Regions from separate parts of the Homo sapiens genome. Here region 2 is linked to region 1. A link is an interaction called in ENCODE POLR2A ChIA-PET data of the cell type or tissue named here. Cell type or tissue: A673. All regions are shown on one strand.

Region 1 (2,500 bases):
AGCCCTGTTAAAGCTACTGTTGTATAGACACTTAGGAACTCTTGCTAATCTAATTAACATGCTCTCGTTGGTATAGATGTTTTAGTTCATAAAAGAATTAAAAACCCACAAGTGTGGAAGAATGAATATGAGTAATTGATATGCCTCTCCCCTGTTATTTAAAAAATGTTTGGGCTGGGCACAGTGGCTCACACTGGTAATCCCAACACTTTGGGAGGCCAAGGTGATAGGATGGTTTGAGGCCAGGAATTCGACACTAGTAAGGGCAACAAAGTGAGGCCTCTGTCTCTACAAAAAAAAGTAGCTGGTGTGGTGGCGTGTGCCTGTAGTCTTAGCTACCCAGGAGACTGAGGCAGGAGGATCAGTTGAGCATAGGAATTCGAGGCTGTATTGAGCTATGATCACACATCACTGCACTCCAGCCTGGCAAAAGAGCAGGACACTGTCTTGAAAAAATTTTTTTTCTTTTTTTTTTTTTTTTTTTGAGATGGAGTCTCGCTGTGTCACCCAGGCTGGAGTGCAGTGGCACGATCTCGGCTCACTGCAAGCTCCGCCTCCCGGGTTCACACCATTCTCCTGCCTCAGCCTCCCGAATAGCTGGGACTACAGGCACCCGCCACCACACCTGGCTAATTTTTTTGTATTTTTAGTAGAGATGGGGTTTCACAGTGTTAGCCAGGATGGTCTCGATCTCCTGACCTCGTGATCTGCCCAACTCAGCCTCCCAAAGTGCTGGGATTACAGGCGTGAGCCACCATGCCCGGCCTAAATTTTTCTTTTTTTAATGTTTGTTTCAATATGGACAATCCACTGAGAGGGGCCAGGGCAAAAATGGATTCTGCCAGGTTGGAAATGCACTAAGGAAAACAGTACAGAAACATTCCCAGGGTCCTTCTAGGAAGAATATATGTCTAAAAAATTTTCAGCTCTGTTACAAAGTCAGGAACGGAATTGTTTAATTATAATAAATTGGTGCTTTGGTCTGTGTCTTTGGGTCAGATTGTATCTGAGGAAAGGAAGAGGGGAAACCAGAATCTGCAAAATCTACGACTCTCCCTGTCTTCCTGAAGCTGAAGCTATGTTCGCCATTAATGCAGATGGAGTGGGAGATGCCAAAGACTGAATCATTGGGTTTTTCCTCTGTTAAAAACCTTAAGTGCTGCAGCCTAATGAGAGTGCACTGCTCCCTGGGGTTCTCTACAGGCCTCTTCCTGTTGTGACTGCCAGGATAAAGCTTCCGGGAAAACAGCTATTATATCAGCTTTTCTGATGGTATAAACAGGAGACAGGTCAGTAGTCACAAACTGATCTAAAATGTTTATTCCTTCTGTAGTGTATTAATCTCTGTGTGTTTTCTTTGGTTTTGGAGGAGGGGTATGAAGTATCTTTGACATGGTGCCTTAGGAATGACTTGGGTTTAACAAGCTGTCTACTGGACAATCTTATGTTTCCAAGAGAACTAAAGCTGGAGAGACCTGACCCTTCTCTCACTTCTAAATTAATGGTAAAATAAAATGCCTCAGCTATGTAGCAAAGGGAATGGGTCTGCACAGATTCTTTTTTTCTGTCAGTAAAACTCTCAAGCAGGTTTTTAAGTTGTCTGTCTGAATGATCTTGTGTAAGGTTTTGGTTATGGAGTCTTGTGCCAAACCTACTAGGCCATTAGCCCTTCACCATCTACCTGCTTGGTCTTTCATTGCTAAGACTAACTCAAGATAATCCTAGAGTCTTAAAGCATTTCAGGCCAGTGTGGTGTCTTGCGCCTGTACTCCCAGCACTTTGGGAGGCCGAGGCAGGTGGATCGCTTGAGCCCAGGAGTTTTAAGTCCAGCTTGGCCAAGGTGGTGAAATCCCATCTCTACAAAAAATGCAGAACTTAATCTGGACACACTGTTACACGTGCCTGTAGTCCCAGCTACTCGATAGCCTGAGGTGGGAGAATCACTTAAGCCTGGAAGGTGGAAGTTGCAGTGAGTCGAGATTGCACTGCTGCATTCCAGCCAGGGTGACAGAGTGAGACCATGTTTCAAACAAGAAACATTTCAGAGGGTAAGTAAACAGATTTGATTGTGAGGCTTCTAATAAAGTAGTTATTAGTAGTGAATGTGCTGTTTATAGCAATTATTGCAGTGCAAGCTATTTCAAGACAGGGTTTCCATAATCTTTTTGGCACTGTATAGGGGTGATCAGTTTCTGTTGCTTCAAGATTTGAAACCAGAAAGGAAAGTCCCACTTGCAGATGATTGTGCTTAAAAGCTAATGGAAAAATAAAAGAAAGACATACCATGGGTTGCCTTGTGGCCCCCCTTTCCTTTTTTTTTTTTTTTTGTTTTTGAGATGGAGTTTCATTCTTGTTGCCCAGGCTGGAGTGCAATGGCGTGATCTCGGCTCACCACAACCTCCACCTCCTGGGTTCAAGCAATTCTCCAGCCTCAGCCTCCCAAGTAGCTGAGACAACAGGCGCCCGCCACCACGCCCTGCTGATTTTTGTATTTTTAATC
Region 2 (2,500 bases), 72 kb after region 1:
TTGAGTATTTTATTAGAAGTGCTAAATAGGGTTTTCAGGGAGTAGCAAGATCATTCCATTTTCTGTGAGGAGAATTGGAGAGGCTCAATAGATCAGAATGGAATAGGCTGAAAGCAGAAAAAAGTTGGCAGGCTCCTCTAAACATTCAGCTGAGTGGATGGGGGCCTGGGCTGGAGCAGTAGTGGTGGAGACAGAGAGGGTGAACAGGTTTGGGGATTATTTGGGAGGCTGACTCATCAGGACCCGGTGATGTTCTAGATGGCAGGGGTGAGAGGATAGGGAGGTACTGAGAATGACTCCAGGTTCCTAGCTTGAATGGATGGATGGTGGTGCCACAAGATGGGGAAATCCAAGGAAGGAGCAGGTTTGGAGAGAGAATTGAAAGAGTTCAATTTTTTTTTTTTTTTTTTTCGAGACAGATTCTAGCTCCGTCACCCAGGCTGGAGTGCAGTGGCTTGATCTCAGCTCACTGCAACCTCCGCCTCCCAGGTTCAAGCGATTCTCCTGCCTCAGCCTCCCAGTAGCTGGGACTACAGGCACGTGCCACCGCGTCTGGCTAGTTTTTATATTTTTAGTAGAGATAGGATTTCACCCTGTTGGCCAGGCTGTCTAAAACTCCTGACCTCAGGTGATCTGCCTGCCTGGGCCTCTCGAAGTGCTGGGATTACAGACATGAGCCACTGCGCCTGGCCAATTTTTGGATGTAGTAAGATTTAGACCGCTGTGAAACATCCACATGGAGGGATCAAACAGGCAGATAGATACACAGATTTGAGATTCAGAGAAGTAGTCTGAACACAAGTTAAATTTGGTGGTGGTGCTCATCACTACCACTGAACCGCGCTGGACAGGGCCAGGGAGCCTTAGCAGAAGGAGCAGAGGCCTGAGCTGGACATCAGGGCATCAGGGCATCAGGGCATCAGGGTTCTAGTCCCAATTCTGCCACTAACCACCTTCTCCGAGCTGCAGTTTCGCCATCAGTAACACAGGGAGCTTGGCCTCCATTAGGGCTTCTTTGACTTTTGGATTAAAATTCCCTCCTCTGGCCAGGCGTGGTAGCTCATGCCTATAACCCAAACACTTTTCAGAGGCCAAGGCGGGAGGACTGCTTGAACCCAGGAGTTCAAGACCAACCTGGCCAACATGGTGGAACCCGATCTCTACAAAAATACAAAAATTAGCCAGGCATGGCGGTGCACACCTGTGGTCCCAGCTACTTTTGAGGCTGAGGTGGGAGGATTGCTTGAGCCCAGGAGGCAGAGTTTGCAGTGAGCAGTAATCATGCCACTGACTCCAGCGTGGGTAACACAGAGAGACCCTGGGTCAAAAAAAAAAAAAAGAAAAAAAAAGTCCTCCTCTCCTCCAGAATAAATACAAAAAAAAAAAAAATCACGCATGATTTTCAGAGGTTCCTTCACCCAGTTCCTGGAGCCTTTCTGTAGAGGGCAAATTGAGAACTCCTAGGCTATTTGGACAACCAGTTTAGGAGTTCTTCCTTGTATACACTTTAAATATTTGTTTGTCCTCTAGGTTGCCCTATGGCAGCAACCTAGGTTGTCTATGACAGGTATTAAACCATGGTGCGGGGACACCAGGGCCTAGGTTTTTCTTGCTTTCTACCAAAAAGTGTGTTGCCATGAAGCTAGCCAGTGTATCCAAAGTGTAAATGGGAGTAAGTGCTAGAAAGGAGAATGGCTGCTATGAAAAGAAAAATAGGTAAGGCCTCTTTGAGGGTGCCACCTACTTATGCTCCAAAATAGACTGTATGTATTAATATATACATTTGCTTTCTTGGAATGCCCTGCCTCCATCTCCACATGTCCAAACTCTGCCCATTCTTCAAGGCCCCAAATACCTTCTCTCCTGCCTTTATTCCTTCTCTCAAACTAATAGCAATCTCAGCCTACACTGAACATCCACAGCACTTTGTACCCCTCTTAAGGAACTCACCATGTCTCCCTTGTATGCGTGAATCTTGCCCCCCCATTAAAGGCAGGAGCAGCACCTGTTACCCTTTATAGAGTGGCTTCACACCTATCCCTTATCTCATCTGAGTTAGAACTGGATCCCAGCCACCACTGCCCAGCTCAGACCTTGGTCTCTTGCCTAGACACCAGCCCCATCTGACCCCCTAGTGGCAGCTCTTCCATTCCTCCCACCCCCACCCATTTTCATTATGCACACTAGTGTTGAATTTTCTTTTCTTTTTTAAGAGTGGCAGGGTCTCACCCTGTCATCCAGGCTGGAATACAGTGGCAAAATCATAGCTCACTGAAACTTCCCAGGCTCAAGTGATCCTCCCACCTCAGCCTCCCATGTAGCGGGGACTACAGGTGCGTAACACCCTGCCCAGCTTTTTTTTTTATATATAGAGAGAGAGACAGGCTCTCACTACGTTTCCCAGGCTGGTCTCAAACTCCTGGCCTCAAGCGTTCCTTCCACCTTGGCCTCCCAAAGTGCTGGGATTGCAGGTGTGAGCCATCACACTCAGTCAAATACT

Evidence for each region. Peaks named below come from ENCODE experiments on the same cell type or tissue, not always from the same donor. Only the 100,000 strongest peaks of a DNase experiment are listed, where the experiment ranks them.
Region 2: POLR2A ChIA-PET joins it to region 1 with 6 read pairs; 6 of 35 experiments call an interaction of 5 or more read pairs at or near these places.

The regions. Positions count from the first base shown.
Region 1 is chr15:40,730,056-40,732,555 of GRCh38, forward strand. RAD51 (RAD51 recombinase) reads left to right here. Exons shown (of 10, transcript NM_002875.5): 10 at 1,000-2,285. The coding sequence ends at 1,123. Among named protein-coding and RNA genes, the nearest start is that of RMDN3, 24 kb to the right of the region's middle. In A673, no CTCF peak of the experiment used is centred here; a DNase peak (open chromatin) is centred at 1,176; H3K27ac peaks cover 2,003 bases.
Region 2 is chr15:40,801,777-40,804,276 of GRCh38, forward strand. The region is part of intron 1 of DNAJC17 (DnaJ heat shock protein family (Hsp40) member C17); the gene reads right to left. Among named protein-coding and RNA genes, the nearest start is that of ZFYVE19, 4.1 kb to the right of the region's middle. In A673, no CTCF peak of the experiment used is centred here; no DNase peak of the experiment used is centred here.